Linked DNA regions of Mus musculus: all the other regions are linked to region 1. The links are chromatin loops, found by intact Hi-C in ENCODE. Cell type or tissue: gastrocnemius. All regions are shown on one strand. Region 1 overlaps Brd4 (bromodomain containing 4). Region 2 holds the start of Hsf2bp (heat shock transcription factor 2 binding protein). Region 3 has its middle 37 kb from the start of Rrp1b. Region 4 overlaps Notch3 (notch 3). Region 5 overlaps Hsf2bp (heat shock transcription factor 2 binding protein). Region 6 has its middle 8.2 kb from the start of Cryaa.

The links. Hi-C counts contacts between places; a loop is a spot of excess contacts. Peaks named below come from ENCODE experiments on the same cell type or tissue, not always from the same donor. Only the 100,000 strongest peaks of a DNase experiment are listed, where the experiment ranks them.
Region 2: a loop joins it to region 1, with 3 times the contacts of the local background. A loop is called at or near these places in 11 of 42 quality-filtered maps.
Region 3: it touches region 1 in a loop (4-fold over the local background); 14 of 42 quality-filtered maps call a loop at or near these places.
Region 4: a loop joins it to region 1, with 10 times the contacts of the local background. A loop is called at or near these places in 16 of 42 quality-filtered maps.
Region 5: it touches region 1 in a loop (4-fold over the local background); 11 of 42 quality-filtered maps call a loop at or near these places.
Region 6: a loop joins it to region 1, with 2.4 times the contacts of the local background. A loop is called at or near these places in 9 of 42 quality-filtered maps.

Annotation. Positions count from the first base shown.
Region 1 is chr17:32,207,702-32,211,701 of GRCm38, reverse strand. Brd4 (bromodomain containing 4) reads left to right here. Exons shown (of 20, transcript NM_020508.4): 12 at 425-535. Among named protein-coding and RNA genes, the nearest start is that of Ephx3, 20 kb to the right of the region's middle. In gastrocnemius, a CTCF peak has its summit at 1,723 (motif pointing right); a DNase peak (open chromatin) is centred at 1,768; H3K4me3 peaks cover 250 bases; H3K27ac peaks cover 2,853 bases.
Region 2 is chr17:32,031,921-32,035,920 of GRCm38, reverse strand. Hsf2bp (heat shock transcription factor 2 binding protein) reads left to right here and starts at 1,413. Exons shown (of 8, transcript NM_028902.1): 1 at 1,413-1,476; 2 at 2,510-2,660. The coding sequence starts at 1,429. In gastrocnemius, no CTCF peak of the experiment used is centred here; a DNase peak (open chromatin) is centred at 1,544; H3K4me3 peaks cover 255 bases; H3K27ac peaks cover 233 bases.
Region 3 is chr17:32,071,155-32,075,154 of GRCm38, reverse strand. No RefSeq gene overlaps it. Among named protein-coding and RNA genes, the nearest start is that of Rrp1b, 37 kb to the right of the region's middle. In gastrocnemius, a CTCF peak has its summit at 1,637 (motif pointing right); a DNase peak (open chromatin) is centred at 1,635.
Region 4 is chr17:32,141,045-32,145,044 of GRCm38, reverse strand. It overlaps Notch3 (notch 3), which reads left to right. Exons shown (of 33, transcript NM_008716.3): 21 at 211-343; 22 at 421-678; 23 at 759-877; 24 at 1,236-1,801; 25 at 3,496-3,828. Gm41568 (a long non-coding RNA gene) reads right to left here. Exons shown (of 2, transcript XR_876749.3): 2 at 2,110-4,000. Among named protein-coding and RNA genes, the nearest start is that of Gm41568, 3.3 kb to the right of the region's middle. In gastrocnemius, a CTCF peak has its summit at 1,696 (motif pointing left); a DNase peak (open chromatin) is centred at 1,673; H3K4me3 peaks cover 783 bases; H3K27ac peaks cover 400 bases.
Region 5 is chr17:32,025,993-32,029,992 of GRCm38, reverse strand. All of the region lies in intron 2 of Hsf2bp (heat shock transcription factor 2 binding protein), which reads left to right. Among named protein-coding and RNA genes, the nearest start is that of Hsf2bp, 6.5 kb to the left of the region's middle. In gastrocnemius, a CTCF peak has its summit at 2,149 (motif pointing left); a DNase peak (open chromatin) is centred at 2,054.
Region 6 is chr17:31,684,131-31,688,130 of GRCm38, reverse strand. No RefSeq gene overlaps it. Among named protein-coding and RNA genes, the nearest start is that of Cryaa, 8.2 kb to the right of the region's middle. In gastrocnemius, a CTCF peak has its summit at 2,462 (motif pointing left); DNase peaks (open chromatin) are centred at 1,675, 2,080 and 2,447; H3K4me3 peaks cover 326 bases; H3K27ac peaks cover 1,505 bases.

The DNA.
Region 1 (4,000 bases):
GTAGTTGGGAATACACTGTGGCGAGCAGCAGCTGCCTGGGTTGGTAGTTGGGAATACACTGTGGCGAGCAGCAGCTGCCTGGGTTGGTAGTTGGGAATACACTGTGGCAGCAATTGCCTGGGTTGGTAGTTGGGAATACACTGTGGCAAGCAGCAGCTGCCTGGGTTGGTAGTTGGGAATACACTGTGGCGAGCAGCAGCTGTCTGGGTTGGTAGTTGGGAATACACTGTGGCGAGCAGCAGCTGTCTGGGTTGGTAGGTGGGAATACACTGTGGCGAGCAGCAGCTGTCTGGGTTGGTAGTTGGGAATACACTGTGGCGAGCAGCAGCTGTCTGGGTTGGTAGGTGGGAATACACTGTGGCGAGCAGCAGCTGCCTGGGTTGGTATCCTCTCTGATGCAGCTCTGTCTGTTATTGGGTTACAGCTGAAAAAGTTGACGTGATTGCTGGTTCTTCCAAGATGAAGGGATTCTCATCCTCTGAGTCGGAGAGCACCAGCGAATCCAGCTCCTCTGACAGTGAAGACTCTGAAACAGGTTAGCTGATTCCTGTTTAAACATCTTATCAAACTACCCCACTCATCCCCGGTACTATCTCAGTCCTTTGTCCAGCCCAGAGTTGATGGCCACTGAGAACTGCCTGGGCTCTTCTGTCCACCCATTCGTCATGTTAACTTCTCCCTGCAGAGTGGCAAGATGCCCAGTGTAGCAGCACTCTATTCTCTCCATCTGGGTAGTGGGTAGACCTTGAGGACTGCAGGTGTTGGGGTCCCATCAACCTTGGGTTGCAATATCCCCAGTCCCCTTCTAGTATTCTGGCCTTGTAGTTGTCATGGAACTACATTTTAGCAAAGTAGAGCCAAGCCACCTATATCTGACAGCCTGCATGATCAGTCTGTTTTGAGCTCTGTTGTCTGTAGCCTGAGCTTACACTATGGAAAATGCCATTTTTTTTCCTTTCCACAATGTGTTTACTGCTGTTTTGTGTTGTCTGTTCCCTGATCTGTTTTAACTACATGTATGTCCTGCTCTTCTACTTATACCTGTTCTCTGTGGGCCTATATAATGGTGTTCAGTTCCTTTATTCTGAGCACCAGTTACAGAGCTCTGGAGGTGAGGGCAGGTGGTAATGATGGGAACAGATTGCTTTACCAGAAGTGTACTTTTCTTTATTGTTCTCAGAGGAGCAGGTGCTCACATTGACCTCAAGGGAAAGATAGGGAAGAAGGCATGGTGTACTTAGGTTGCCTGATACATGGTTCACATGAGTGGTATTACCCCTGGGCAGGTCAGGTTCCATTTGCTGAGAAGATAAAGTCCACCTATGAGCTAGCCCTGGGGTCTCAATGTGTGAGGTCTATAGTGGGCCTGTGGAGGAAAAGGCTCCTGGCAGTCTTCCATGGATCTTTGACTTGTGGATCATGTCAAGGAAAGTCAAGGCTCCCTTAAAACAGCAAGGATGAGCTTTGTTGTCTCAGACTGTACACAGAAACTGGGAGTTAGAGGGAGGAAACATTTTTGTGGGCCATGGAGTAGGCTTGGGCCTTCCCTGGACAGTTCTCTGTTCTGCCTTGTATTTGATGAGGAATGTATTTACAAAGAAAATGTAATCCACTAAATGGTTTGTTCTGCATTTGTTCCGCAGCATGTGGAAATTAGATGGTCTCACAACCTCCCCTATTTATTATTTTCCCTGTTCATTCTAAAGTACCTTGCCTCACATTCCCATGAACCAGCAGGGGGAGCTGCATCCTAGGCCTGCTGGTCAGGGCTGGCCCTGAGCCATTCCTTGAACGGGGGCCACCGCCTTGAGCAGGGTGAATGGGGTGAATAGATGTATTCTTAGGGCTCCATTAGCATTCTTGGTGGCCACTGACTTTTCACTTTTATTGCCAGTCAAGCTTTACATTTGCCTTTCCTCTGTTTTCTCTCTTTCTTTTTTGGGGAGGTGTGTGTGGGGGGGTATTTTCTAGATTGTCCCTCCTAAGATTTTGCAGCCTTCTTTTCTAAGAATCCAAGTGTTCAAATGACAATCCCAGAGACTGACCCTAACCTGATGCTAAACATCTTGGCTTACCTTTAGGATCTTAGAGGACCCTGACCCCACACACAAGTATTTTTGAGCCACTGCCCCCATATCCCTCTTCTTTGAGTGGTAGTCCTCCTATGGTCCCACATGAGTGCCCTCCATCTGTCTTTCCTTGATGGCTGTCATGATGGCATTTCCAGCAGCTTTTTGCTACTGTTACAGAAAGAAGACTTTTTTCCCCTAACCCGCCTCCTCACTTAAGTAGAAAGCTTGTGCAACAAGTAACCCGAGAGCCCTGGGAACGGCTGTCCTGGCGGGAAGGAGGGTGGGATTTAAAGTCATGGAGCTGCTGATCGCAGACTTTTAGGCCTTGGCTATGGACCCTGACCATTTTGGCTCCTGGGCTGAGCCTCTCCTTCATTCCAGATGATATCCTTCCCATTTTTGGCTGGCCTCCACTTGTCTTCGTTCAGACCACTAGTTTTTATTTCCTACTATGTACAGAGTGCTGTCTTGTGAAGCTGTTAACATGAGATTTTGTTTTAGAACCCCACATAAGACACAAAAAGACATGGTCATCCATGGACACATGCATATACTAGCAAAACATCTTCTGTCTCCTCATACCACACAGGTACTGCTGTTTGTGATATTTGGAGTGCAGAGGTGGGTGAATACTCTAGTAGCTGATCTCCTGGGTCCAGGAAGCCCAGCCACCTTAGCTAGCCTCTGTAACAAGTAGTACTACCATGTCAGGAGGCCAAGGTAGAGATGGTGTAGACACGGAAGTTGTTTCACTTTGGTCTTTGGGTCTAGTTTATGTTTTTCATGTTCTTATTTTTCTACTTGAATTAAAGCTAAAATTTCTCATGGAACCTATTTTTGTTATTTGTACTAAGGGTCAATTGTACTACCATGGCCCCGGTGATACAGACCATCTAAAGCAACTGAAGAGAAGCATTCAGTAGGGGCTAGAAGGTATACAAGAATGCATAGGGTTAGACCACACTGACGATGAGTGGGTGGGATGCTTTACTGGCTGGATTCCAGCCACTGTGTGATCCTCCATGTGTAGCAACTGCACCAGTGGCCCTTCGTGACATTTGTCTTGAACCCAGTTATTTGTAGTTGGGCTGTTCTGTTTTTCATTGAGCTTTGACTCTAGCTTGAGTCTGGAACTGCTTACTGGTTCCATGTTAGAATAAACAGAATAAGGCCCAGGTGTAACTCCCTTCAACTTTAGGAAGTCTTCAAACTTGGGCGGGGAAAGTCAGGGTGTAAGACACTGTGGCTCTCCTTTCCCAGAACTCTCTCAGTCACCAGTATAGAATCAGATCATCCTTCATATGGGGTAAAGTTCTTTCATTATATTGCTAATATCTGGTTCTCCTCATATATTTTCCACAGGTCTTTGTGAGTATAGGTAGCTACATAGCTAATTATGTGCATCCACTCTGGAGTCACCCCTATAGTGTACCTCAGCTGCCTGGCCTAGAGTGGGATTGGAGCCATACAGTGAGAAAGCTCTGGAAGCGCAGTCTGTTCATGCAAGAGCACGGTCCAGCTATTTTAGTCTTACTTCCTTTTCCCAGGATTGGAACATGTGGGTGTTCCTTAATAGCTCCAGGGTAAAGAGGAATGCGTGGTGTTTTGGAAAGGCTGGAGCTGGGAAGTGCAGACAGGGGCAATGAGACACACTCTAGAGACTCTGATCAGGGAGCCAGCTTCAGCTCCCTGGCCCCAGGATCTTTGAGACTTCCCTTCAGGGGTATAGTGATCCTGCTATCAGAATGTGACAGTTACTTCAGAAAGGGTTAAGGCCTCTTGAGAGTAGGAAATGTACTGAGCCAGGTGGCACCTCCAGAAGCTCAGGAGTTTGAAGGGATTGATTGGGCTTCCCCAGAGTGAGGGCCAGCTTTGTGGAATGTGGCTGAGTGGGCGGGGTTTTCCCAGGCATGTTCTGGGACTAGGGA
Region 2 (4,000 bases), 180 kb after region 1:
ACCCTTGCAGCTTTTTAGGGCAGGTGTGAGATTTGTAGAGGAGCGAGAACAACCCATCCCTGCAGCATCAGGGGCACTTACAGAGGTGTGGTGTAGTGAGCAATCCTTTTTTGCAGGGTCCTAGGATAGATCTAGGGGTGTGTAGTGGCAAGACAGCAAGCCTTCCGCCGCATCTTGAGACAGGTGCAGGCTTGTTGAATGGGGAATCAGCAAATCCACACACACGACGTCTGGGTGAGATGCAGGGATGTCTATTGTAGAGGGAAATTTTGAGGATCTAACTTGACTCTGTAAGTCCTGCATTCAAAACACACAGTTCTAAGCAGTGGGTAGTGAGATTTTCAAACACCAGGACCAAAAATGCAAGCTGGGGAGCAAATGTTTTTTTGTTGTTGTTGTCGTTGTTTGTTTGTTTTGACTCACATTCCATATTACTGTTCGCCATGGAAGGAAGCCAGGACCAGACCTCACCCAGGACAGGACCCTGGAGGCAGGAGCTGATGCAGAGGCCATGGAGGGTGCTCCTTACCGCCGTGCTCTTTGCAGTTTGCTCAGCCTGTTTTGTTTTTGTTTGTTTGTTTTTTTTTTCGAGACAGGGTTTCTCTGTATAACCCTGGCTGTCCTGGAACTCACTTTGTAGGCCAGGCTGACCTCGAACTCAGAAATCCGAACCCAGGACCACCAGTCCAGGGATGGCCCCGCCCATAATAGGTGGGGTCCTCCCCATCAGTCACTAAGACAATGCCTTACAGGCCTGCTACAATCTGATTTTATAGAGACATTTTCTTTACTGAGGTTCCCTCCTCCCATGACTTTAGCTCGTGTCAAGTTGACATAAACCAGCACAAGCGGGAACATACTAAACCAACATAAAAGAAGGCTTTTAACAATTGTGCAAACTTTAGGGACATCTAAAACTCTACGTTATCAAACATGAGAATTATTAGATTAGTATATTCTTCCAAGCTTTGGTGATTTAATTTTGATTTTTTTTTTTTTACCCCCATGTAGCCCAGCCTAGATTTTCCCATGCTATGTAGCAAGTTTGTCTTGAACTCCAGCTTCCGCCACCCAAGTGCTGGCACAGAAGCACTTGGGGCCAAGGGACGATGAGGTTTTCCCTGCGCGGTTTCTCACAGTGTATAGGTTTGGTTGTAGCATCTTCTCTCTAAACAGGGAAGGACGGATTCTGCTTGACTCTCAGGCCTCACTTTGCAGGTAACAAGTCTGAAACGCAACTGAAGTAGGAAAGCTACAGTAGAATCCAGGTCCATCTCATCCCTGGACCCAGAAAGCGAGAGTGAAGAGCAAATCGTCGAGATTTGAACCTTGTGGCTTTCCGTATCGTGGGGCATCTTAAGATTCCCGCGTTTTTGTGTGTGCGTGTTAGCGAGCTCTGCGCAGGCGCACGAAGCTGAGGCAGCGGCTATGGCCGCAACCGTGGGCGACGGGTCCGGTACTGAGGAGGCCTGCCGGGTCAGTGGGTGCCCTACATATGGGAGCTGCTGCTGATTACTCCCCTCAGGGCGGATCCAGTGCCTGAGGAGATGTCCCTGTAGCCCTGAGGGGACCTGGCCAGGAGCTGCGCGAGGGTGGGCCAGGGCCGGAGACAAGAGGCACAGTTCCAAATCATCTGCGGATGCCTCAGGTTAAAAAGTGGTAGCCCAGGCCTTAGGCCTTGAGGCTCCGGGGAGCCGGAGCTGAGAACTCACTTATCTGGGTTCTGCCCCTGATGCCCCTTCATGAGAGGGCCTGGTTAATGCCTACTTCCGGTAGGATGCCATTGTATGATGGTGTGAATGTTAGGGGTCAGCAAAAGCCAAATGCGGCCGCAGGGATCCCACCCGAGCGGTTCAGCCTGGGGCGCATTAACTTGCAGGCATTTTCTTTTGGCTTTTAGGAATATGAGTTCGGTTTTTCCCCTTACGTATTTCCATTCCCTCCTCCACCATATTTGTTCTTACTGAATCAGTCTTGACATGTTGCTCAGGCTGGCCTCCAACGCTTGGGCAAAGCCATATTTCACCCTCAGTCTCTTGAGAAGCTAGGACTGTGGGTGTGAATCATCACCCTTGTCCCCGTCATCATGGCCCTCTGTATATAAAGCCCATGTGTACACACACATCTATATCCATATATGTGTAACAGGAGGGACATTAGGTGCCAAGAGTGGTGGAAGAGACTGTAACCCAGCACTATGGAGGCAGAGGCCTACACACTGCTTAGTCTACATAGTTCCAGAACAACCAAAGCTACGCAGTGAGACCCTCTCAAAAACCAAATAAAAACCTTAACACACACACACACACACACACACACACACACAGGTACGTATGTAAACACATTTGTGAGGCAATTATGAATGTAAGAGGCATGAAAGAAAAACACATTTGTGAGGCAATTATGAATGTAAGAGGCATGAAAGAAAAGGGAGCAAGTCGATTTGGGATGCTAGTTCTAGTCATCTGAAGAGAAATACTACAATGCTAAGATCTACTTGTTCTTTTAGAACATGGAATCTAAAGAAGAATTTGTTAAAGTCAGAAAGAAGGACCTGGAACGGCTGACGACGGAAGTGATGCAAATACGGGACTTCTTACCCAGAATACTAAATGGGGAGTTACTGGAAAGTTTCCAGAAATTAAAGATGGTAGAAAAAAGTGAGTCTTACCTCATGCATGCCACTTGTCTTTGGGTGGGCAGGGGAGTTGAGCGAAGTTCAGGATTGCTAGGACTTGTCTATCCAGATGTTTGACATTTGAGCAACATACCAGATATGAGTCTGGAACCCTGTTAAATTTTTTGGGAGGTATTTGGAGCTTTTGTCAGCACTTTACCAATTGGGACTGGATTGCAATGACATCAGCTTTTGGTGGGTAAGGCTAATTTTTCAAGTTACATCTGACTGCCAGCTCTCATAGTGTGGCTTTATAGTGTACACCTTAAAAACCCAAGTAATGGTTAGAGCTGTAAGTCCAAATAAGGAAGTATCTTTTTTTCCCCCATTTATTTATTTATTTATTTATCCACTTTATATCCTGATTGCAGCCCCTCCCCCATACCAGTGTGTGTGTCATGTCATCCTGAAAGTGTTGTCTTCTACCCCTCTCCCCTCCCCCACCAAGAAAGTATCTTGACTCAAAAATATAGGTATCTGAGCCAGACTTGATGGTGCATGCCTGTAATCCAGTACTTAAGTGGTGGAGGTATAAGGATCAGGAGTTGAGGATCATTCACACCTACATACTGAGTTCAAGCCTAGCCTGAGATTCAAGAAACAAGCAGTATGGTGATCTACTTGGAAGCAGGCTGTGGGGTAGGGGTGGTGTAGGGGGTAGGGTGGGGGTTGGGGGCTAGATTGCCTAAATAGCAAGCTAGAAGGGATCAGAATATGGGTTTCTAGTTTGTGCATATGGACTTGGCCAGTTAGCCAGCCCTATTCAGTTAGAAGGGTGAAGAAGCAGTTAGAAGTTTGTGAAGTTCACAACTGTCTGGAACTCCAATTCCAGGGGATCCATTATCCTCACACAGACATGCATGCAGGCAAAATGCCAATGCATGTGAACCTAGGAATAAAAAATAAAGGATGGCTGGGCGTGGTGGCGCATGCCTTTAATCCCAGCACTTGGGAGGCAGAGGCAGGCGGATTTCTGAGTTCGAGCCCAGCCTGGTCTACAGAGTGATTTCCAGGACAGCCAGGGCTACACAGAGTAACCCTGTCTCGAAAAATAAGCAAACAAACAAAAATAAAGGATGAACGATTATGGTTACAGGGAACCCTGCCCCATTCTTTCAGGAGTCTTCTCATTAATTTCTATTAACTTCTGTCTTGTACTGTGCTCTGGGAGAGCAACCCCCTACAGACTGGAGTTGGCAGGGCTGACCAAAGAAGGCCTCTCTGAGCAAAGAGAGAGGGAGTAGGTGGGAGGGCCGCCAGCCTGCCCTCTGCCCCACTTGTTAGTCCAGGGGCTGGGTTGCATTCTTCCACAACAAGTGCCCC
Region 3 (4,000 bases), 140 kb after region 1:
CCCATTGCCTACTGCTCAAGGGTGAGTTTTTTTTTTGTTGTTTTTTTTGTTTTTTTTGTTTTGGCTCTACTTCCCAGAGTTTGGGGATCCCCAGTCATGACTGTGAGTGGGGCTGTCTGTTCACAACATCCCTTGACCTCAGTCAGCACCCACACCCACTTTAATGAACTTCAGTTCTTGAGATTTGCCTTGCTTCTTCACAGAAGCCACAGTCTAAGGAGAAATTGGAGGTTGCCTTGGAAGCCAGGGGATAAGGCCCAGAGCACGTGACTAAGAAGAAATGATTAGTGCTTTGAGCATGGGCAGAGGTGCTGGCCGAGGTCAGGCTTTCCAAAGAACTGTCTGCAGCCCTGCCAGCCAGCAAGCACTGGGTCCGGCCCCCTAGTAGCCAAGTCAGAATTGGCTTTTGCTTTCACTTTCCAGAGCTTAGTAAGGAAGCTGCATTAGCCCAGGGTAGCCCAGTAGGACTTTGATCCTGCCTCAAAGCGTCTCCTTCCACCTCCCGGATGCTAGGAAGGAATTCCCACATATGACTCTTCTTAAGTCATGCCTGCTCCTGTGTGATAATCCTGGGCCTCTGTCTCACTTCTGCAGTATGTCCACGAATGTAAAAATGACAAATGACACGGTCCTTTTCCTTAACGGTGAGAGCCTTTTTTTTTTTTTAAAGCCACTTGCTGTTTCAGTGGGAGCATTCTAGGCTCCTCTGTGCTGAAGTGGGGATTTGAAAGGAGGGGACTGTGCGCCCCACAGGCTGTGCTCCCAGTATGATGTCAGCAGCACCACCTGAGATAAGAGACCAGCACAGGCTGTTAGAGGTCAGGCTGTCTCCTGTCCTTGTTGAGGAAGGTAGGGTCCCTGGAAGGAGCCAGGTTGGCCAGAGCAGTGCTGAGGCCTTTGCTGTGCTCCTGGGCAGCTCCTAGACAGAGTTCCCGGCTCCAGCTACTTCAGTCCTTACACTGTAAAGTGAAGGGAAGAAGAAGTGAATGTATTTTGTCTCCAAGTTCTTCGCTTCCTTGCAGCCCTTTGGGGGACTCATTAACTTGGGGTATCAAGCCATACTTAGGTAGTTCATACATGCCCAGTGACCACAGGCTGGGCCCACCTGCTTGCACTGGGCCCTCCGTGAACCTTTCCGGGGCAGTGTATCCACCTGGACCAGAGAGGGCACTGGGGTTTGAGTGGACAGGCATGGACCCAGGCTTTGGTGGTGTGCCTTCAGGAGGGTGCCGCAGCCCAGTGCCCCCTTTTATTGCTGCCATCTGGGGTGCTTCTCTTCCAGACATCCACGTAGCTAGCTACCTGCAGAAAGCCATGTCTGTCCATGTGACAGATGGATGCTAACCACGGGTCCCACCAGTGGATGCTAAGAATGGATGTCCCTCTAAGGGGCAGTTCTGGGAGGTCAGGTTCAGTGTGAGGTTACACTAGAGCTGCAGTCTCTAGGGAAAGTGGTGAGCCAGGGAAGGCTTGAACCTGGTCCCCAGGTCTGAATGAATGTCACTCCCCCCCACCCCCCAATGATGGAGACACGCCTTGGGGTGGAGGTGTAGCTGGACATGCCTGTGCCTGTCCACACTTTCTGTGACAGCTGCAGATGGCTGGCAGGTGCCAGTCCAGTTGCAGTCTCAGCATCCACCAGCAGGGGGCACGGTGGAGCCTGTGGAGCAGTGTCAGAGGCCCAGGCAGATGCTGGTACCAACTGATTAAACAGCCATCCTGCCATCCTGCTGGGAGATTTGATGTTTTTGGGTTTTTTGTTTGTTTGTTTGTTTGTTTGTTTGTTTGTTTGTTTTTTGGGTTTTTTTTTGTTTTGGTGTGTGTGCGTGTACATCTTTCTGTCAGGCCTCAGACTTGGTGTTGTGCAACACCTGACAGTAAGTGGGAGTCAGTGTGTCCCCAGGTCAGCCTGACCTCCCAGAAAGCCATTGCGTGGTCAGCATGGCCAGAACTGACAGTTTGTAAATATCGGTGTGTTTTGCACTGTTGTGTCTCCTTGCTGGTTTATTCTTGTTGCAGACACTTTCTATGGAGAGATTAACATAAAATAATGTTTTCTATGCCATATTCGCCCTTCACTGCACCCTAGTGGGTTTAATTTGCTTAAAACCAGAATTTAATGTGCAATTTTAAATTTAACAGTATTTAATCTTTTTATGCCAATAGAAATTTTTTGCCTGGCATGGTGATACCTACAATCTAGTACCCTAGAGGCTGAGGCAGCAGGATAGCTATGGAGTAAGACACCTTCACTCACACATTGCCCCCCCCCAATTACTCCTGGAATTTTCTTTCCTTCCTTCCTCCCTTCCTCCCTCCCTCCCTCTCTCCCTCCCTCCCTCCCTCCCTCCCTTCCTTCTTCTTTTCCTTTTTTTTTTTCTTGTTTAATTCCTAGTGGAATAAACCCAATTTTTAAAAAAGATTTATTTATTATTATACATCAATACACTGTAGCTGTCTTCAGATGCACCAGAAAAGGGTGTCAGATCTCATTATGGGTGGTTGTGAACCACCATGTGGTTGCTGGGATTTGAACTCAGGACCTTCGGAAGAGCAGTCAGTGCTCTTATCCACTGAGCCATCTCGCCAGCCCATAAACCCAATTTTAAGATTCCACACTATTGAGCCAGGCAGAGGATGTCCTCAGAGCAGAAGTCTCCGTCTCCCTTGGATTACCGTCCCTGACTGTGGCTGAGCTCCCCCGGGCCAGCATCTCATTTCTTCCCCTGGTTCACCGTCAGGCAGGTTCTGGTCTTGGTGCAACAGGATCCACATTCCAGGTGCAAAAGGTCTCCCTAGGGCAGGGAACCCCATCCTGCCCTGGTCAGCTCTTGAATAGCCAGCTAGAGCTGCCTCTCCCCTGACGCTACAGGTGGGTGGAAACAGGAGAGAACCTGCCACTCAGACTTCCATGCTTGGAAGTTCCCAGAAGGCCTTGGGTATAACCTTGGCCACACCTCACTGCCCGTCCTATAGAGCCAGCAGGCCCCGTGAGATGTTGGGTAGGTAAAGCCATGTCTGCACCTCACAGCCTGCCTTGCCCCATGCAGCAGGTGTAGGTGACCTGGGTTGGGGCTCTGGAAGCCTCTGAGCTACACTGTCACAGAGGACTCAGTTCATGCCTGACATGAGGAGGGTGTGTCCTGGGGGTGACAGAACACAGTAGAGGACATGAGCTTAGCACACCCTTCTCCCTCATATCCCACAGAGCAGGAAGGCCGAAGCAAGGTTCCCTCAAAGCTCAGGCCTCAGTGAGTCCCACAAAACACCTGAGACCATTTTCTGACTGATGGGGGAGGAGTGTGTGTGATGACAGTGTTTTGTGAATGGAGGTGAATTCTTCATGAACAAAGCTCTTGAAGGATGAGACATGGGCAACATCTCAAATGCTCTTAGCTTCATAGCTGTCCATTCCTGACACAGAGCCTGTCAGAATTTCACCCATGTGTTGTAAATGTCAACCAATTGGAGGATGGGCTGCACCTGTGGGGCTGGCCCGACCCTGCTAGTCCTTCCCAGAGACCACCCCTCTGTGGCCTTCAGAGCAAAGCACAGTTAGCCCCTCAGTCCCTGCTGTGCAGGAGGGGTGTGCTCTGGGCTCAGGAGGTCTCCTGCCCAAGTCCCCCAGTCCTGTGTACTGTTCCCTGTCAGCATGTTTGTGGACATGAGCACCTGTCAGCACTGTGTAGCTGTGTCTGTTTTGTGCTAGTCTGTTGTCTTTTATGACTATCCACAAATAAATATTTTCATTGCAGTTGTGCTAGTGTGGTCCTTTCTCCCCAGCGTGCTCCTTGTGGTTACTGCCCAGAAAGCGTGGCAAGGAAAGGAGGTGCTTGGTCACAACTGTGGTGGTCTGCAGCTCACTCTTCACTCTCTTAGTCTTCTCAGTCTTGGGGGACTGTCTGGTGCTTTAGGGCTTCTGGGATGATTCACAGAGTGTGGACACTTGGAGACAAAGAACCTGCCTGGCTGCTCCCTGCAAGGATCTGAAGACCAGCCA
Region 4 (4,000 bases), 67 kb after region 1:
CTAGGTTTGGTTCAAGTTCATGCACACACACAGATAACAAGTGTGGGCACAGTGTGTTTCCTTGTACTGGGTAAGTCTGCCCCCTACACTGGCTTTGTGTTGGATGTCTATGTGTGTCCTTTTGTGGTGAGATTCTGTGTGCTCACAGGTATGCCGAGGCACGTCTGTGTCCCTCGGGGCTGAGTGAATTCCTTTCTTGCCTCAATACAGTGTCCAGCTGGCTATGCTGGTGACAGTTGTGAGGATAATATAGATGAGTGTGCTTCCCAGCCCTGCCAGAACGGAGGCTCCTGTATCGATCTTGTGGCCCGCTATCTCTGTTCCTGTCCCCCTGGCACACTGGGTATGTTAAGGCCAGGGTTGGGGGCAGGATAAGAGGATGAGTTTCTAGCCTCCACTGACCATGCTCCTATACCCTAGGAGTTCTCTGTGAGATCAATGAGGACGACTGTGACCTAGGCCCATCCTTGGACTCAGGCGTTCAGTGCCTACACAATGGCACCTGTGTGGACCTGGTGGGTGGCTTCCGCTGTAACTGTCCCCCAGGATACACAGGTCTGCACTGTGAGGCAGACATCAATGAGTGTCGCCCGGGTGCCTGCCATGCAGCGCATACTCGGGACTGCCTACAAGATCCAGGTGGGCATTTCCGCTGCGTCTGCCATCCTGGCTTCACAGGTAAGAATGGCAGAGAGCCTGGCCAGAAACCTGATGTGGTTCTGCTTCTGTAGTTGATCCTCCTGCATCTGTTTGTTCAGGGCCTCGCTGTCAGATTGCTCTGTCCCCCTGTGAGTCCCAGCCATGTCAGCATGGAGGCCAGTGCCGTCACAGCCTAGGCCGTGGAGGTGGGCTGACCTTCACCTGTCACTGTGTCCCGGTAGGTGTGATTGGTAGGGGTTGGAACCCTTGGGGAAAGAAAAGGCCTGTGGCTTTAGGGAAGCATAGGTCTATACGGGAAAAGTAGAAGGAAAGGAGGTTCTGAAATTATGAAATTATGAAATTATGGTTTGGAGTGTAACTTAGTGAAATTGTGACTTGGCTTTGTTGCCTCCTGGGGAGGTATGGCTTATCTTCAAAATGAGGTCAGTAGAGGAAAGGTTGCTGGAATTGGAGGGGTGGGGGTGGGGTGTCAGCATTTCTCAAGTCTTGACCTCCATTCTTTTCTCTCTTTTCCACTCTCCTGTTTCTTCTCACTACCAATTTTTTCTCTTTCTGTCTCCTCACTTCACCATTAGCCATTCTGGGGTCTGCGTTGTGAGCGGGTGGCACGCTCTTGCCGAGAGCTGCAGTGCCCAGTGGGTATCCCATGCCAGCAGACAGCCCGTGGACCACGCTGCGCTTGTCCTCCGGGGCTGTCCGGGCCCTCCTGCCGGGTTTCTAGGGCGTCACCCTCAGGAGCTACTAACGCCAGCTGCGCCTCTGCCCCTTGTCTGCATGGGGGCTCATGCCTACCTGTACAGAGTGTCCCTTTCTTCCGCTGTGTGTGCGCTCCGGGCTGGGGCGGCCCGCGTTGTGAGACCCCTTCCGCAGCCCCTGAGGTCCCCGAGGAGCCACGGTGCCCGCGAGCGGCTTGCCAGGCCAAGCGAGGGGACCAGAACTGCGATCGTGAGTGCAACACCCCAGGCTGTGGCTGGGATGGCGGTGACTGCTCACTGAACGTGGACGACCCCTGGAGGCAGTGTGAGGCACTGCAGTGCTGGCGTCTCTTCAACAACAGCCGGTGTGACCCGGCCTGCAGCTCTCCAGCCTGCCTCTATGACAACTTTGACTGCTACTCTGGTGGCCGCGACCGCACCTGCAAGTGAGCCCCCTGACTCTGTCCTTCTGTCTATCTATATGTTGCACTGTCAGTGAGCCACATCTGTCCCAGTTTGTCTGTCAGTCTGTTTTTGGCTCGTCTGATGGGCTGTCCCTTCCAGCTGCTACCACCAGGGCACTGGTGGTTTCATCCGCCTGTTTCCACCCATGTGCCTCATCTCTGCCTATTTATATTTTTACCTATATATCTTGCCCATTTGCTTCTGTCTGCCTGCAGTTACACATCCCATCTGTCCACACTTAGGACTTGTTCATTTGTCTTTCTTAAAATTTTAAAAATTAAACTGGGTCTAGTTGCTCACACATTTTAATGCCAGCATTTCAGAGGCATAGACAGCAGGTCTCTGTAGGGATTCAAGGCCAGCATGATCTACATAGTGAGTTCTAGGCCAGCCAAGGCCACACAGTGATACCCTGTCTCAAAACAAAAACAAACAAACAAACAAACAAAGCAAAACAGGAGCCCACAGCAGGTGCTCATTCAAGAGCATACAATAGTGATACTGGTTGAGCATCCCAAATCCCAAACCTGAATCCCTGAGCCATGTGGGGCATGGGCATGATGCCACAGTGGAAAATTCCATCCTTTGCCCCAATGATAAGTTACAGTCAAAATTCAGACACAGGTTGGTCTGTAGTGGCAGAGCACCTTCCTAGATGGCATGTGGCCCTTGGTTCAATCCCCGCCCAGCATGGAAATAAAACAACCACCAAAGGCAGGCACACTAAAAATATATAGTTACTTTTGGGTATGTGTATTTTTGTCTTTAGACTTGGGCCTCATCCCAGAGGTGCCTTATATAAATTATGTATAGAGGGCTGGGGATGTAGCTCACTTGATGGAATGCTTGCCTAACATCCACAGAGCCAGGCTTGGGTCCCCAGCACCACCTAAACTGTGAGAGGTGCTGTGTGCTTGTAATCTTGGCTCTCAGCAGGTGGATCAGGAGGATAATAAGTTCAAGATCACCCTCAGCAACATAGTTTTGTTTTCTTTGTTAAAAATAAGGCTTCAGCCAGGTGTGGTGGCGCATGCCTTTAATTCCAGCACTTGGGAGGCAGAAGCAAGTGGATATCTGAGTTCAAAGCCAGCCTGGTCTACAAAGTGAGTTCCAGGACAGCCAGAGCTACACAGAGAAACCCTGTCTCGAAAAACCAAAATAAATAAATAAAATAAATAAATAAATAAATAATAAAAATAAAAATAGGGCCTCACAATTCCTGGCTGGAATTGGCTGTGTAAATCAGGCTGGCCCTGAACACACAGAGATATCCTTGTCTCTGCCTCTGGAGTACTGGAATTAAAGGTATATGCCAGCCTGTCTGACTAACATAGGGAGTTTGAGGCCAGCTTGAGATACATGAGATCTTATCTTAAAATATTTATAGAAAGATATCTCATTGCATTTATTTGCATATATAATATTTAAGCATATGTGTAAATATTCTAAAACTATAATTTGAACTCTGAAATAGTTTTAGTCCCAATTATTTCAAATTAGGAACACAGAACTTGTGCTTATGCAGCCAACGACTGCATTTGCAGAAAGCATATGCAAGAACATTTCCCACCACCACCATCCCCAACCCCATACCAGCACTGTCCACTACTGCTATTCTCTGTGTGTGCATTTAGGTGACCCGAAGAATCTCTGAGTTTGTGTTCTCTGTCCCCAGCCCTGTTTATGAGAAGTACTGCGCCGACCACTTTGCAGATGGCCGTTGTGACCAGGGCTGCAACACTGAGGAATGCGGCTGGGATGGGCTGGACTGTGCCAGCGAGGTCCCGGCCCTTTTGGCCCGAGGGGTTCTGGTCCTCACAGTTCTTCTGCCTCCTGAAGAGTTGCTGCGCTCCAGTGCCGACTTTCTGCAGCGACTCAGCGCTATTCTGCGCACCTCACTGCGCTTCCGCTTGGACGCACGTGGCCAGGCCATGGTCTTCCCCTATCACCGGCCAAGCCCTGGCTCTGAATCCCGGGTCCGTCGTGAGCTGGGTCCTGAGGTGATCGGGTGAGTGACTGTGGCTCAGGGCTGGGTACAGCGGTTAGGGCACCCGTGGTCCAGACCGTCTGTTTCACGCTTCTTAGTTGAGAGCTCTCTTGGCAAGGCGTCTTCCACAGGTTTTTCCGTGTCTGTCGGGTTGACATCTTTGCTATGGGGGGGGGGGGGGTTCATCCTCTGT
Region 5 (4,000 bases), 180 kb after region 1:
GTAGCTGTTTTCAGACACCCCAGAAGAGGGCATCAGATCTTATTACAGATGGTTGTGAGCCACCATGTGAATGCTGAGATTTGAACTCAGGATCTTTGGAAGAGCAGTCAGTGCTCTTAACCACTGAGCCATCTCACTAGCCCCCAGCCTGGTCACTTTTGTCTGATTCTATCATTCTACTACTGGAATTAAGCCACTTCAATAGCTGCTCCTTATTCGTAGGATAAAATCCTGTAGCAAACTGGTGCTAGGCCAAGACGTAACTAGACCTTACTGTGATGGCAAAGCTTTTCTGACAGGTAAGCCTTGCCCAGAGTAGCTCTGACTACCCAGACATGAGCTCTATATTAGGCATTAGGCATACCTCATTTCTTCCTGTGAGGTCACGGTAAACTTTCAACTTAGGCTTACCCTGACGACCCCCACTTTTCTGGCCAAGGCAAGGTTGAAGAGATGGCCTTCTACAGCACCGTTTATCTAGCTTTTGCTTGTGAATTCTCTTTCTTTTTTTTGTGACAGGATCTCACTTGGTAGCCCCGCTGTCCTGGAATTCTCTATGTAGATCAGGCTGGCCTTTCACTCACAGAGATCTCCCAAGTGCCTAAGCGTATAAGATAGGTATCAGATAGCATACTAAACTTGATTCTGAGCTAGCATGAGACCTGCCTGTGAGAAGCTGGGTAGGTAAGCAGTGTCTTGTCTAAGCATCTTTAAAGAACCAACACTGAGACAAAGGCACACTTTCTATTTTGTAAAATATGATTTTATATGTCTGAGTGTGTAGCTTGAATGCATGCCTGTGTGTGCCTCGTTGTGTGCCATACCTGAGGAAGTTAGAAGAGGGTGTTGAATCCTCTGTTACTGGAGTTACTGTTGTGACTGGGAATTGAACCCCAGGTTCCCCAAAAGAGCTACTCCGTATCGCCCACAAAACACCATTTAAGAAGGAAAAGGAAAGATGTGTGACAGTCACAAATAGAGTAAGGATTGTTGTTTGGATCCATCAGAAGGTTTTCCTGCTTGTGAAGGACTCTCAGATAGCAGAGGCAGGACAGGGAAGGTGGGATGTCCGTGGAGGGTGGGAGGGGTTTGGCTGAGGTCAGAGGCTTTGGAACCTCTAAATGGACGGATACTAAAATACTGATGAAGTGGCGTGTTTTGGGGGATGGCTTGAATCTGAACATCAGATGACTTAGAAGGGTTGGTGAGCCTCAGGGTGAGTCTTAGGCTCCACTGGACTCTGACTGGATGGGTGGGGTCATGAGAAAACAAGATAGGTTCTGGTAATGAAAGGAAGGCACAGCCTTGTAGGTCAGGATCAGGCATGATGGGGATACGGAAGGGCAGGACATCTGTGTCCTACATGCTGACCAGCATTTCGTTGTGTTTTGTAGGAATCTTGGGGGAAGTGTTTTCCAGCTGGGAAGCTCCTTGAGCTCCTGGTGTACTGGAGAGAGCATCCTGGCAGATTCACAGCCTAGCAGCTTCCGTTGTGACTCAGACACTATCACACAGTGAGCTTAGGATAGCCTTGACTTGAGGTTTACCAAGTTGGAAAGTACTCCTGTGAAAACATTATCAGTACTCTTCAGCATGGAGCACTGGAAGAACAGACTGGTAGAGGAGTTCTGCACTGTTGTTGATTGTGTTGAGGTCTCAGTTGAGACTGAGACAGAGTGAAAGCACTGTGGGACTTTCAGTTATCATCTAAGACCATTCAGCTAATAGGACAGAGTCCGTGCCTGAGTTCTTGTATAATTTTCTATTATTACAGTGAGGATGGTAAAGGGTTAGCTGAGTCTTGGTCAGCTTCAGGAGCAGAGCCTTCAGAGGTTAAGGAGCTTGTTTGGCAGTTCTAGCAGGGGGCACAGCTATGTATATGTCCTTGGCTGAGGAATGGTCTTCCTCGATCAGGGAAGGCTGTCCTCTTCAACTGGACATTTAGTTTAGGAAGGGATGTGCGTGGGATGATAAGTAAGGGCATGCCTGTCTACTCAGCCAGGTAGCCCTGTGGAGGGTGGGGTGAAGTGCCAAATCCAGATTGTCCTGACATCCAAGAGTCTTGTGCCTTCAAATGGGACAGGATGGTTGGGATTTTTAGATACTACTAGAACAGCTTGTGAGCTTTGAGGATCTCAGTCCATGAGGGCCCTCTACTGGTTACTTGAAAGAATCTACGAGTACACCACGTGATTGTAATCTTGGGGAATAGGGAGAAAGAAAAGAAAAACAAAGACAGTATAAGGGGAGGCAATGTCACAGATGTCTCTCAACCATAAAAGGCCATCAGAATCTTAAGGGGGTTGGCTGGGGGAATCCTAGACAGCTTTATGAAGGAGTAGACTTAGGGGGGCAGTTAAAAGGCATCCGAGAAGTAGTTTATTCAAGAGAGAGGGGACAGCATTTGGTATAGCATTTGGCCAATGGATTTCAGTTCCGCAATTTGGAAAGTGCAGGTTGTCCAGTGTACAGTCCACTTACTGTGGAAATGAATTGGCTAGACTAAAGCAGTGTTCAACAGGTAAATGTAGTTGGCCTTCTTCTGTGGATCACTGGGTTAGTCTGTGCACCTGAGATACTTAACAGCTCCTCTGGAACAGTGGTCCGGAGCTGGGTCTTTAGTTCTGGAGCCCTTGAGCTACTGCAACGGCTTATTCCTGGGAAACGTGTAGGATGCAGAATCATTGTGGAGGTGTCTGTTTGCTGTGGAAAACCATGTGAGTGGGAACGCCTGACAAAGGGCTGACAGTCTGATGAAACCCTGGCAAGTTGCAGAAGTATCTGTCAAGCATTTCCCTGAAAAGATAGCTTCAAGTATAGTCCCCAGGTCCTCAGAATGTCACAGGGGAACAGTGAGGCCTGTTGGGCTCTAGTCCATTTTGTCAGGAGAGTTTTAACCAGGGTCACAGTGAGGTCTGTGTGAAGATATAGGGAGGCCAGAAAGGGAAGATAGTGAAGAACAGGCCATGTGAAGGTGGAGGTAGGGTCTGCCAAAGTGCTACTTAATCCAGGGAATGTTGGGCAGAAAGAGGCAAGGAACAAGTCTACCTGTCAAGCTCTCACAGTGAGTTTGGCCCTGATAGCACCCGGACTAGGGTTTGAAAGTCCGCAGCCCATGGGACTGCATTCCATGTGCTTGGCAGGGATTGTGCCACCCAAATCTCAGCTCAGAGTGAGATGGAGCTTGTCAGTATTGCACTCCTTTCTCTGAAGCTTCCGGAGTACTGGGGAGGAAAAAGCTAGTGGTTATTTAAAAGTGTTTGTGTTTTCAGACAGCTGTTGTGGTAAAAAGTATTTCACATTAATGAAAAACAACTGATGACGTGTTATAGACGTGCCAGGTAACAGGGGAAGAGAAACCAGATCCCAGTGTGATCTGAACGTTTTTGATCTGTGTTCAAAAACAAAAACAAAAAAAAAAACCAAAAACCAAAAAAAAACCAACAAAAAAAAAAAAACCAGCTACCAATACCACCAAAACAATTCAAACTCAAACCTATCGGGCTATGTGTGGCTCACACCTATAATCCCAGCCCGGAGGAGGCTGGGGCAGCTGGATTCTGGAAAATACAGTGAGACTCTGTGATCTAAACCCCCAAACAAAGCCTGAGCTGTATAAAGTATTGCTGTTGAAATAGTCTGCGACGTACATGGCTTCCCTCTATCCCTAGTCTGTCTAATGTGCCAGCCTCTATGCAGTTGTGTTGCTAGAGATTCTCCTGTTCTGAGTGCAAAAGCAGTGGAAGCAGCTAGGCTGGGTGACAGATAACCTGTTTTCATACAGAGTTTGTGTAAGATGTTTCCGTTCTGTGTATCAGTCATTGCGTTGTCTATATTATTTATGTTTGTAGATTGAAAACATTTGCAAAGGCAATATATTTTTTTATGTATTGTTTTTATGACCATTTTAGAGATGCTATGTAGATCAGGTTGGCCTGGAACTCTTATAGAGATCTGCCTTCTGCCTCCTAAATGCTGGGATTAAAGACATGCACTACCA
Region 6 (4,000 bases), 520 kb after region 1:
CTCGGCAAAGGATACTGAGGGCGGGAAACAGGCTGGGCTTCTTTTCGTGGTTTGTTGATTTTTAAGGGCATCACGGGCCATTTGTTTCAATTTACTGAACAAATCTTGAAATTTTCTCAAAAGAAGAAAGGGACTGGGGACAGAGAGTGGTTAAGAGCACTCACTGCTCTTCCAGAGGTCCCGGGTTTGATTTCCAGCACTCACACAGAGGCTTGCAAACAGTAACTCCAGTTCCAGAGGACCCAACACCGTCTTCCAGCGTCTTCCCAGACCCTGGCACATGTGTGGTGCAGGCAAAACCACTCGAAGAATAATACAATGATAGTAAGTTTTTAAAAGAGTAAGTGAACTTAGCCTTGACTTCATGGGTCACTGTGTGTGCTCCTGGTTCAGCCGGCTAGAGGCTGGACTCAGGCTTGTGGCTCTCCATCCTATACTTTTATAGGTTTCTTCATCATTAAAGTGTGTTGATATCTGTCCTCAGATATCAGGGGCTTCCTGGAGAGGGCAGGCACAACAGTGTATGTGAAACAAAGACAAACTTGGGGACATCAGGGACTTGTGGGTGGTCTCCTATTCTCAGAAAGATATGACTTACTTCTAACGTCCAGACTCAAATGTGTAACCTTATATGGGGTGTTCACGGAAATGACTGAGTTAAAGATAGAACCATGAGGCTGGAGAGATTGGCTCAGCACTTAAGAGCACTGACTGCTCTTCTGGAGGTCCTAAGTTCAATTCCCAGCAACCACATGGTGGCTCACAACCATCTGAAATGGAATCCAATGCCCTCTTCTGGTGTGTCTGAAGATGATAACAGTGTACTCATTAAATAAATAAATAAATAAATAAATCTTAAAAAAAAAACCAATAAAAAAAGACGGAGTCATGATATCCTGAGTCAGTTGATCTCGAGAAGAACTGGGAGCAGGGGCTTATGGGAAGAACCATTGTGACAGAGATAGAAGTTCAAGGGTGCTGGGCAGTGGTGGCGCACACCTTTAACCCCAGCACTTGGGAGGCAGAGGCAGGTAGATTTCTGAGTTCAAGGCCAGCCTGATCTACACAGTGAATTCCAGGACAGCCAGGGCTACACAGAGAAACTCTTGTCTCAAAAGACAAAACAAAAAAACAAAAGAAGAAGAAGAAGGTGTGTTTGTGGTATATATATATATATATATATGTGTGTGTGTGTGTGTGTGTGTGTGTGTGTGTGTATGTGTGTGTGTATGTATTTGTGGTATGTTTGTGGTATGTATGTGGCATGTGTTTGTGTATATGTGTATGTACATGTGTGTAGTGTGAGTTTGTGATTTGTGTATGGTATGTTTGTGGTATATATATTGTGTGTAGGTGTTTGTGTGTGGTGTGTTTTGTGGTATATGTGTGTGTGGTGTGTTTACGGCATATGTGTGCGCAGGCTGTTTGTGGTATGTGTGGGTGTCTGTGTGTGTGCGCACACATGAGGTATATATGGTGTGTGTTCATAGTGTGTGTGTTTGCACATGTGTGTCCATGTGTGCATTCATGCATGCCTGTGACACGACACCTGCGTACCTGCATGTTTTCCTTTCTGTCGTGTTCTCATGACAGCCTGCAAGCACAGGCTTGTGCTCTGCCTGCCTCTCGGTTAACTCAGTCCTCAGCCAGGAATCTTGGAAGAAATCCCATGTCCTTGGGGCTCCCAGCCTCTAAGCTAACAACAGCAGCCCCCATCCCCCTGCCGTGGGAGGGAGGAACAGAGGCTAAAGGACCTCCTAACAGCTGCAGCCTGGGGCTCCCCTCTCAAACTTCCTGAAGTGAGAGATGGAGAGGGCAGGAGATAGAGGTTAGAGGTGGGGAGTTCTACCCTGCAGAGAAGGCTGGTATCCTGGGTAGCCTCCAACTCTTCCTTCATGCCTTTCCTTCTAAGCTGAGACTGTCAGCAAGCCGAGCCAGGAAGACAGAACCTATGATCTCAACACATGTGTTAGCTGAGGCTGCCTGGTAGCCCCTTCTCTCCCAGCCTCCCAGCCCCCACATGGGTCTCTGCAGCGTGGCCGGAAGGAGGCAGTTCTGGCTGTCTCTTTCTCAGGAAGAAGCCCTAGCCCCTGGGGTCCAGCCGGCTCACAGCTCGTGTCAGTGTGCGCTGGAACCGCAGCAGAGAAAGCAGGCCAGCACGATGCTGGCCTTGTTAGGCGACCTCCCCTTCAAATGATTGTTCCATTATGTTCCAGATTCTTCATTATGAAGGAACTGGCCCTTTGTGTGTCCCCTGCTTAGGCGCTCTGCTGGCCCAAACTCCTGGGGCCAGTGGCATCTCCTGCAATTCCTTGTCACACAGGCAACGGCCCCCAGAACCAGGCCCCTGATGTTTATTGCGGCTGCTCCCTGTCTCCTAGTGAAGGTGACCCTTAAGGCTGGTGTTCTTGAGTCGGTGCCTGGCAAGGTCTCCTCTTTGAGGCAATGCCTCTTCTGCCACCTGGTGGTCAGACTGTGTCACACCATGTTAAACTAACGCGGGACTCTCCTGCAGAGAGACTGATAAATCAGCCTGCTGCCACAAAGAAAATCCCCCACAGAACAGGAGCAGCATCTACCGCCTTCCTCAGAGACCCCGTTCTGCTGATTTCCTGTGACTCTATAATAACCTTCTACCTGGAGATCCAAAGTGCTGGCTTTAAGGCAGTGATCCTCAACATTCCTAACGCCACACCCCCTTCATACAGTTCCTTAAGTTGTGGTGACCGCCCCCAACCATAAAATTATTTTGGTTGCTACCTCATAACTGTAATTTTGTTACTGTTATGAATTGTAATGTAGATATCTCATATGCAGGCCATCTGATATGTGACCCCTGTGAAAGGGTTTTTCAACCCCCAAAGGGGTCACCACCCATATATTGAGAACCAATGATTTAAAGGAAGAGGTGGGTTTCACCCAACTTTCACCAGCAGGCAACACAAGGCAAGTGACTCCATTTCTAAGCCAGGATTTTTCTCACCAAGCCACAGGCTTCTGGGTAGGTTGCATGAAGCCTGCCAGTTGCCAGTGCGGCCAGCGTTCTGGGCCAGTGATGACATTATCATGCAGGTGATCATCCCAGTTAGCGTTACTTATCAGCTTAGCAGAATCTGAGATTATTGGAGGCAGGGAAAGGGGGGGGGGGCAGAAGGGAAGATTCTCAGTTGAGTCTTTATCAGATTGTCCTGTGGACATGTCTGTGGGAGATGGTCTTAGTTGTTTAATTGATGTATCATGGACCAGCCCACTATGGACAACACAATTCCTCAGGCAGGTAGTCCTGGGCTGTATAAGAAAGCTAACTGGGGCTGGAAAGACAGCTCAGTGGTTAAGAGCACTGACTGCTTTTCCAGAGGTCCTGAGTTCAATTCCCAGCAACCACATGGTGGCTCACAACCATCTGTAATGGGAGCCGGTGTCCTCTTCTGGTGTGTCTGAAGACATCAACAGTGTATGCATATGCATAAAATAAATAATGTTTTTTTTTTCTAAAAAAAAAAAATAGAAAGAAAGATAGTTAAACGTGAGCGTTGGAGCAAGTCAGCAAACATCATCCGCCATGGTTTCTGCATCAAGTCCCTGCGGGATTTCCTACCCTGACCCTCCTCAGTGAAGGATGAAGCCTGGAAGTGTAAATCAAATAAACCCTTCCTCCCCGTAAGTTGCTTTTAGTGAGAGAGTTTTACTATAGCGACAGAGAGAGAACTAGAACGGTGAGGGTGGCAGCGGCGATGATGTCATGATGCTCTTAGTGACAGTGGTGATGGCAATGACGTCATCAGGTTGTTAGGTCTCGAACCTGGGACAAATGGCTAACTGGGGTGCCTATTCATGTATCAAATTGGACGCTGTCCTCCAGCCTCTCCTTCAGCATCACCAGTACCTGTTAGGGCATCATCCTAGCTGGCATGCCCTGCCCTGTACACCAGGCTCTCCAGCCTGACGGTTGAGGAGTTCTTTCCACAGCCTGTGGGACCAGCAAAGACAAAAGCCCCCA